2 separate regions of the Homo sapiens genome follow, and region 2 is linked to region 1. A link is a contact called in ENCODE Hi-C or POLR2A ChIA-PET data. All regions are on one chromosome and are shown on one strand. The core of a region is the stretch at or near the end of the contact, and the rest is flanking DNA. Distances in the headings are between cores, read along the strand shown.

Region 1 (4,713 bases), core at 2,214-4,713:
CAGTAGTTTGAGACCAGCCTGGCCAACATGGCGAAACCCTGTCTCTACTGAATGTACAAAAATTAGCCGGGCATGGTGATGATGCACCTGTAATCCCAGCTACTTGGGAGGCTGAGGCAGGAGAATCGCTTGAACCCAGGAGGAAGAGGTTGCAATGAGCCGAGATCACGCCACTGCACTCCGGCCTGGGCAACAGAGGGAGACTCCATCTCAAAAAAAAATAAAATTAATTAATTAATTAATTAATAAAGCATGATTAAAAAAAAATCTACCATACAAGAGGGTGACCAGTTCATCCCACATCCCCCAGCCTCTGGTCCTTCTCTGCAGAGGCAGCCACCTCTGTGCAACTGCAAGCATATCGTCTGTGTGGGTCTGCAGTGGTATTTCGCTGAGTAACATAGATCTTGGATATTGTTTCAGTCCATACATACAGGCCTGCCCAGTTGTTTTGTTTTGTTGGTTTTTTTCACATTGCCATATAAAAGGAAGGCTTCCTAAAGCATACCACAAACCTACAAGCTATAATGGAAAAGTTGATAAATTTGACTATGGAAAGGCCAGGAGCAGTGGCTCATGCCTGTAATCCCAGCACTTTGGGAGGCCGAAGCAGGCGGATCACTTGAGTCCAGGAGTTCGAGACCAGCCTGGCCAACATAGCAAAACCCCGTCTCTACTGAAAATACAAAAATTAGCCAGGCATGGTGATGGCATGCCTGCAATCCCAGCTACTGGGGAGGCTGAGGCAGGAGAATCACTTGAATCCAGGAGGTGGAGGTTGCAGTAAGCTGAGATCACACCACTGCACTCCAGCCTGAGCGACAGAGCGAGACTGTCTCAAAAAAAAAAAAATGACTACGGAAAAATGAGAAGCTTTAGTATGAGAAAAGATACCATTAGCAAAGCCACAAGACAGGATGGCCTCCACATCCCACTGGACCTTCAACACTGCTCAGTGGCCCTTTTGTGCCCCACGTGGTTCTCTCCACAGATACTACCTCAAACCTTCCTGCCCCTCCAAGCTACAACTCCATCCCTCCTAATTTCACACAGAAAATCAAATTTATCAGATGGAAATGCCCTCTGCTTCCTGCAGCCAGACCTTTATTTTGTTTTAATTGTTCTTATTTTTTTATAGAGATAGGGTCTTGCTCTGTCACCCAGGCTGGAGTGCAGTGGCTTGATCATAGCTCACTGTAGCCTCCAACTCCTGGCCTCAAACAATCCTCCTCCCTCAACCCCCTGACTAGCTGGGACTATATGTGTGCACCTCCATGCCTTTCTAATTTTTAAATTTTTTTTGTAGAAACAGGGTCTCACTATATTCACTATATTTCCCAGGCTGGTTTCGAACACCTTGGCCTCCCAAAGAGCTAGGATTACAGGTGCGAACCACCAAACCCAGCCAACCAGACATCTCAGTGTATTTGAGCCCAAATTAGTCTCTTCTTTCCCTCTGTTGAAATGGAAAGTATCTGGACTGGGCATGATGGCTCACGCCCGTAATCCCAGCACTTTGGGAGGCCAAGGCAGGCAGATCACTTGAGGCCAGGAGTTCAAGACCAGCCTGGCCAATATGGTGAAATCCCAACCCTACTAAAAATACAAAAATTAGTCGGACGTGGTGGTGCATGCTTGTAATCCCAGCTACTCAGGAAGCTGAGGCATGAGAATTGCTTGAACCTGGGAGGCAGAGGTTGCAGTGAGCCGAGATTGTACTACTGCACTCCAGCCTGGGCAATGGAGCAATGGAGCAAGACTTTGTCTGTCCGTCTGCCTGTCTCTCTCTCTCTCTCTCTCTCCCTATACATATATATATGTATGTATACGTATACATACACATACATATATATGTATGTGTATATATGTATGTATACGTATACATACACATACATATATATGTATGTGTATATATGTGTGTATACGTATACACACACACATATGTATGTGTATATATGTATGTATATGTATACACACACATATGTATGTGTATATATGTATGTATACGTATACATACACATATGTATGTGTATATATGTATGTATACGTATACATACACACATATATATGCATGTGTATGTATACATATACATACATATATACATACATATATGTGTGTATATATGTATGTATACATATATGTGTGTATATAGTATGTGTATGTATACACACACAATATATGTATATATACATATGTATATGTGTGTATATATGTATGTACATATATGTATGTAAATATACACACATACATGTATGTATGTACACACATGTGTGTGCATATATGCATACATGTATGTATGCACATATGTGTGTATATGTGTGTGTATATACACATATATGTGTATATACACATATATGTGTATATATATACACATATATGTGTATATATATACACATATATGTGTATATATATACACATATATGTGTATATATATATACACATATATGTGTATATATATATATACACACATACATAAAATAATGGAAGGTAGCTGTTCCCCTGCTAGAGGCTGACACCTCCCTGTGTTCTGATCCCCTGTAATCTTGCCTTAGCAGGACCGTTGCTCTACTGATTAGCTGAGTCAGAAAACTAGAAGTCAAATTATCACTCACTACTCCACTCCCCTCCCACTCCCTTCCATTCCCGTCTCCTGCTGGGTTTTACCTCCTAAATACTCCCTGGCGGCTCTGTTCTCTCATCTCTTTCCTATTTTCACTGCTCATGGTCAGGACTCATCTAGTACACCCAGAACTGGCAGTACCCTCTTCACTGATCCCAGTCTCCACCCTGGCCATCCTCAGAGCTGTCCCTGCACAGAGGTCAGTGATGCATCAAAAACTCAGATCTGCTCCTGTCCCCTGGCAAACACCCTGAATTGACCATCTGCCTCCTACATCAGTCCGCCTCGCCTGCTGTAGGGGTAGGAGCAGTGCCGCCAGGATGACACACTCTGTCACCCAGGCTGGAGTGCAGTGGTGCAATCATAGCTCACTGCAGCCTTGACTGCCTAGGTTCCAGCGATCCTCCCACCTCAGCCTCCTGAGTAGCTGGGACTATAGGTGTACGCCACCCCTCCTGGTCTGGACATTATATTTGTTTAAATGATCTGTCTTTGAGTTTTCCTTCCCACTTACACTACAGACATCTGGAGAGCAAAGACGCTGTCCGGGATCTTCCTACTGGCCTGGCACACACCTGGTGCACAGCTGATTCAAAACAGAACTTGCCAAACCACCCACTGAATGTTTTCTTGGTCGTTGTACCAGAACAGATGATCATAAAGACAGTTTATGAAACGTAATTAGGATAAGTGTAAATTCTTGTAGTTACATCTGAAACTCACAGGCATGCAAATATCAGATGGGCAACTGTGGCTTGCAGCAGTTCATGTAGAAAAAAGGTGGGGATTTTCATTGAGGAAGCCTCAGCATGGGTCGCCGGTGTGGTGACGCTGCAGGAAGCAGCTCGGATCTTAGCCACCTGTGCTGGTGTCCTCTGAGAACTTGCTCTGTCCCTGTCCCCATTCTCTTTCATATCTTCAATAATTATTCCTCCTCTCAGCTTAAAAACAGGCCCTCGTGTCCTCTAACCTTTAAAAACCTCTTTCCAGGCCAGGCACCGTGGCTCACTCCAGGAGGCTGAGGAGGATGGATCATTTGAGGTCAGGAGTTCGAGACAAGACTGACCAACATGGTGAAATCCCGTCTCTACTAAAAATACAGAAATTAGCCAGGCATGGTAGTGTGTGCCTGTAATCCCAGCTTCTAGGGAAGTTGAGGCAGGAGAGTCACTTGAACCTGGGAGAGGGAGGTTGCAGTGAGCTGAGATCACGCAACTGCACTCCAGCCTGGGCGACAGAGCGAGACGCTGTCTCAAAAATAAATTAGTTAATAAAATAAAATAAATAAAAGCCTCTTTCCAGCCAGGCATGGTGGCTCACACTTGTAGTCTGAGCACTGGGGGAGTCCCAGGTAGGAGGATTGCTTGAGACCAGGAGTTTGAGACCAGCTAGGACAACATAGCAAGACCTCATCTTTACCAAATAAAATAGCTGGGCGTGGTGGTGCAGGTCTGTACTCCCAGCTACTCGGGAGGCTGGGGTGGGAGGGTTACTGGAGCCCAGGAGTTCCAGGCTGCCATGTGCTGTGATCGCACCACTGTGGTCCATCCTGGGTGACAGAACAAGAACCTGTCTCAAACAAACAAACAAACAAACAAAAATAGTGGAGACCCTCCAGTGTGAGCCTCCTCATCATCTCTGATTTCATCCCCCATGACATCGCCAGCTACGCCCCCTCCTTCCCCTCCTCCCTCCCCTCCACCTTCACCCCTTGTGGCTCACTCACGCACCCACTCTCCAGTCCACCCCTCCTCAGAGACCCTGTCCACTCATCCATCTCTCTCCCATTGCGCTTCCTCTTCACTCCGTTCCTTCTGCCTCCCACCATATGCAAATCTTCTCCATCCTTAAAAGCCTGATTGCCTCCTCTGGATTTTTCCACACTCTTGGGGAACTTCCTGTGACTCCCTGCCCTTCACCACCAGCCTTTCCCAAAGAGAAATCCCTCTCACCACCTCCCACTGCCCATCCTCCCCCAGTGGCTCCAAGGCACACATTTGGACTTAGGCCTGCGTTACTCTGCTGTAGCTGCCCCCAAGATGACATCAGGACCTAACAGCACTTGTAGCACCTTTTGCTCCCCATTCCCTGC
Region 2 (4,713 bases), core at 1-2,500, 45 kb after region 1:
GTCTGGGAACCACTGACCAAAGGCTTTCTTTCTACACACAGCGATTCCTGCAGAAATAGAACAAAAGGTGGGATGTCAAGGATGTTGGGTGGGAGGCCAAGGTGGGAGGCTCACTGGAGCCCAGGAGGTTGAGACCAGCCTGGGCAGCATAGTGAAACCCCATCTCTACAAAAAAACTTGGAAGAAAAAAAAAAGGATGTGCTCAAGGGAGAGGCATCAGGTTTTCTAGTGCTGGGATGTGGCTGGGGCTTGGCTCATTCACTTGACAGAAAGGTCACTTCTAGAAATTGGACACTGCAAGAGACCCAGAGCTGGATAAGGGATGGTTCCCGTGCTGGGGGATCTCCTGTAAGTCAGGCATCACCCACCTTGAGTCTTCAGATCATTGGAGATAAGTAGCAGTATATTAATAAAAGAGAAGAGACAAAACTAACCTCACTGTTAGAAAGCTGGGGAAACAGCTGGGTGCGGTGGCTCATGCCTGTAATCCCGGCACTTTGGGAGACTGAGGAGGGCAGGTCACCTGGGGTCAGGAGTTCAAGACCAGCCTGGCCAACATGGTGAAACCCCCATCTCTACTGAAAATACAAAAATTAGCCACGTGTGGTAGCTCACACCTGTAATCCCAGCACTTTGGGAGGCTGAGGCAGATGAAACACTTGAGGTCAGGAGTTTGAGACCAGCTTGACCAACATGGTGAAACCCTGTTTCTACTAAAAATATAAAATTAGCCAGAGTTGGTGGCACGTGCCTGTAATCCCAGCCACTCGGGAGGCTAAGGTGTGAGAATCGCTTGAACCCAGGAGGTGGAGGTAGGTAGCAGTGAGCCGAGATCACACTACTGCACTCCAGCCTGGGTGACAGTGAAACTGTGTCTCAAGAAAAAAAATGAAAGAAAGAAAGCTGGGGCAACGAGAGGGTGGTAGAGGGCATGAAGAGAGGAAGTTGGGCAATGCTGGTGGTTTGTGGGGAGGGCGCAGCCCAGGGTTTCCCACTCTTGCTGACAAGCTGCCTATCCGGAAGGCTTCCCCCGGGAGCTCTGGCCAGGGCCATTACGAAAGGCCACTCCAGTCTGGCTCTGTGAATAGTGAAAGATCAGGATATGTCTGGTGGATTTACCCAAGGCTGCGCTTTCTAGGGAGGGTGACTTGCCCAACCAGTGACTATGATGAATGGGGAATGAGCCCTCTGGGTGCAATACCTGCCAGCGTGACTTTGCAGTTTGGGGTGCTAGGGAAGCAGAACCAAGGTTTCCTCCATGACGACAGGAGCAGCAGCCTTACAAGGGAGGAGCCCCTTTCGAAGCCACAGCTCCCTGTGGGTGAGAGGAGGGCATATGGGCCCGCTTCTCCTTTTCCCCAAGGCCTGGTGTCCGAGTCTCTTACCCTGTGCCCTACATTCCAGGCCCCTTTGAAAGCCTAAGTGGGCACCCCGAAGGTCATCACAGATGTTCTCTTATGGAGGGAGGCAGCTGGCATACGGGGAAAAGGAGACCAAGAAACCAAGACTCACGCAAGGAACCAGGCTGAGGCTGGGCGCGGTGGGTCACGCCTGTAATCCCAGCACTTTGGGAGGCCGCTGCAGGAGGATGGCTTGAGGCCAGGAGTTCGAGACCAGCCTGGGCAACACAGGGAGATCCTCACCTCTACAAATAATAAAAAATTAGTGGCTGGGTGCGGTGGCTCACGCTTGTAATCCCAGCACTTTGGGAAGCCGAGGCAGGAGGATCACCTGAGGTCAGGAGTTCAAGACCAGCCTGGTCAACATGGTGAAACCCCGTCTCTACTAAAAACTACAAAACAAATTAGCCGGGAGTGATGGTGGGTGCCTGTAATCGCAGCGACTTGGCAGGCTGAGACAAGGGAATCGCTTGAGCCGGGGAGGCGGAGGTTGCAGTGAGCTGAGATCACGCCATTGCACTCCAGCCAGGTGACAGAGCAAAACTCCATCTCAAAAAAAAAAAAAAAAAAAATTAGCTGGGTGTGGTGGCATGCACCTGTGCTCCCAACTATTTTGGGAGGCTGAGGTGGGAGGATTGCTTGAGCCCAGGAGGTCGAGGCTGCAATGAGCCATGATTGCACCACTGCACTCCAACCTGGGCAACAGAGCAAGACCTTGTCCAAACAAAAAAAAATAGTCATCTAAATGTAGTTACTGTTGTTCCCAGCATCAGTTAGATCAATCACTGTGCCTGACATATACCTCCCTGGTAAACATGAGGAGGAGGACACAGGCTCAGGCACCAGCATGCCTTACCCCAAAGTGATGGCCAGTAATCAGCCTCTGTATGTGTGGACATCCACCCTCATAGGCTGCCCTGCCTAGTCCAGGGGCCAGCAAACATTTTCTGCAAAGGGCCAGATGGTAAATGTTTTTGGCTTTGTGGCTTCCTGCTGCTACTATTTCTTCCTCCTCCTCGTCCTCCTCCTCTTCCTCCTCCTCCTCCTCCTCCTCCTCCTCCCCACCCTTAAAAAGCCAGGCATGGTGGCTAGCGCCGGTAATTCCAGCACTTTGGGAGGCTAAGGTGGGAGGATCGCTAGAAGCCAGGAGCTCAAGACCAGCCTGGGCAACAAAGTGAGACCCGGTCTCTACAAAAAAAAATTTTTTAATTAGCCTGGCGTGGTGGTGCGCACCTGTAGGCCCACCTACTTGGGAGGTGGAGGTGGGACGATTGCATGAACCCAGGAGTTCAAGGCTGTAGTGAGCTATGATCGTACCACTACACTGCAGCCTGGGCAACAGAGCAAGACTCTGTCCCTAAACAAGAACACAAAAACCAGTCCTAGCTCACAGGCCATGCACAAGCAGGCTGAGGCCAGGTTTGGCTGGTGGGCGGTGGTTTGGACCCCTAGCAGCCTGTCCTTTCTCATTCTTGTCTAGGACGATGTTACGAGATACTTTGTTTTTGTTTTTGTTTTCTTTTCTTTTCTTATCTTTTCTTTTTTTTTTTTTTTTTTTTTGAGACAGAGTCTTACTCTGTCGCCCAGGCTGGAGTGCAGTGGTGTGATCTCAGCTCACTGCAACCTCCACATCCCAGGTTCAAGCGATTCTCCTGCCTCAGCCTGCTGAGTAGCTGGGACTACAGGTGCGCACCATCACACCCAGCTAATTTTTGTATTTTTAGTAGAGACGAGGTTTCATCATATTGACCATGCTGGTCTCAAATTCCTGACCTCAGGTGATCCGCCTGCCTCAGCCTCCCAAAGTGCTGGGACTACAGGCATGAGCCACCGCGCCTGGCCATTTTTTGTTTGTTTTTGTTTTTGTTTTTTGAGACAGAGTCTCGCTGTGTCACCCAGGCTGGAGTGTAGTGGCACAATCTCGGCTCAACTGCAACCTCCACCTCCTGGGCTCAATCGATCCTCCACCTCAATCTCCTAAAGTGTTGGGATTACAGGCATAAGCACAGTCAGAGGAGAAGGAAGGAAAGGACAGGAAGGAGTAGTACAGTCTTTGTCCCTTTGAGGACAAGATCCACCTTTTTTAAGGGTGGGGAGTCAGGGTCTCCATCTGTCATTCATGATAGAGTGCAGTGGCACAGTCATAGCTCACTGCAGCCTCCAACTCCTGGGCTCAAGCAATCCTCCTGCCTCAGCCTCCCAAGTAGCCACCACTACAGATATACCACCATCCCCAGCTAAATTTTCATTTTTTGTAGAGATGGGGTCTTACCATGTTGCCCAGGCTGGTCTTGAACTCCAGGCCTCAAGTGATCCTCCTGCCTCGGCCTCTCAAAGTGCTGGGATTCCAGGCATGAGCTGCCACACCTGGCCACAGGGTCCACTTCCTATCATCTGTGTGCTCTCTCACAGCCCCTGGTGTGGTGCCCTGGATCCTGGCAGCCATGTGCAGGTGCATGGCTGTCCACAACTGTCTGTGAAAGGCCCTCTTGTGGTTGTATGGCAAAGAGCCTTACTATCTGTGTGGCAGCCTTGCCCTGCGTGTAGTAGGTATTCAGTAAAATCAGTTTCTCAGGCCAGCGTGGTGGCTCATGCCTGTAATCCCAGCACTTTGGGAGGCCGAGGCAGGTGGATCACTTGAGGTCAGGAGTTCGAGACAAGACAGGCCAACATGGTGAAACCCCGTCTCCACTAAAAATACAAAAATTAGCCAGGCGGGGTGGTGGGTGCCTGTAATCCCAGCTATCAGGAGGCTGAGGCAGGAGAATCACTTGAACCCGGGAGGCAGAGGTTGCAATGCGCCGAGATCGCGCCACTGCACTCCAGCCTGGGTGACAGAGTGAGACTCCGTCTCAGAAAAAGAAAAAAAAATCAGTTTCTCAGTGTTTTTTATCTTTTTTTTTCCTGTGACAAAATACATATAACATGAAATTCGCTATTGTAACAAATTCAAGTGTATAATTAAGCAACATCTGGCACATTCGCTATGTCGTGCAACCGACATGACTGTTTAATTTCAGAACATTTTCACTATCCGTAAAGGAAACCCTGTTCCCATTAAGCAATCACTCCCCACCCCTCTCCTACCAGGCCCCAGTGGCCACCAGTCAGCTCTCTGTCTCTATGGATCTGCCCATTCTGAGCACTTCATACAAATAGAATCACACATTGTGTCCCATTTCATGTCTGGTTTCTTTCATGTAGCATGTTTTGGAGGCTTATCTACCTTGTAACTGTGTGTGTGTGTGTGTGTCTATGTGTGTGTGTGGTGGTAAAATATACATACCATAAAATTCACCATTTTAGGGCCCAG

Evidence for each region. Hi-C counts contacts between places; a loop is a spot of excess contacts on that map. ChIA-PET counts read pairs that join two places held with the same protein, here RNA polymerase II (POLR2A). Pooled maps may share reads with other maps.
Region 2: a loop to region 1 is called in a map of B cell, with 10 times the contacts of the local background. The contact joins two enhancer-like sites. A Hi-C loop is called at or near these places in 8 of 168 maps with a recorded cell type or tissue (B cell, Caco-2, OCI-LY7 and 5 more), 17 of 37 single-sample maps with no recorded cell type and 7 of 50 pooled maps. POLR2A ChIA-PET finds 5 or more read pairs at or near these places in 5 of 52 experiments (AG04450, B cell, H1 and 2 more).

Annotation. Positions count from the first base shown.
Region 1 is chr7:75,661,686-75,666,398 of GRCh38, reverse strand. All of the region lies in intron 1 of HIP1 (huntingtin interacting protein 1), which reads left to right. Among named protein-coding and RNA genes, the nearest start is that of HIP1, 75 kb to the left of the region's middle. Within about 2 kb of position 3,463, at least 4 of the 41 ENCODE cell types and tissues checked have a DNase peak (open chromatin) inside an H3K27ac peak, as active enhancers do; they include B cell, OCI-LY7 and dorsolateral prefrontal cortex, where a contact is called at or near this core.
Region 2 is chr7:75,614,333-75,619,045 of GRCh38, reverse strand. All of the region lies in intron 1 of HIP1 (huntingtin interacting protein 1), which reads left to right. Among named protein-coding and RNA genes, the nearest start is that of HIP1, 120 kb to the left of the region's middle. RefSeq lists an enhancer at 1,224-1,725. Within about 2 kb of position 1,250, at least 17 of the 41 ENCODE cell types and tissues checked have a DNase peak (open chromatin) inside an H3K27ac peak, as active enhancers do; they include B cell, OCI-LY7 and dorsolateral prefrontal cortex, where a contact is called at or near this core.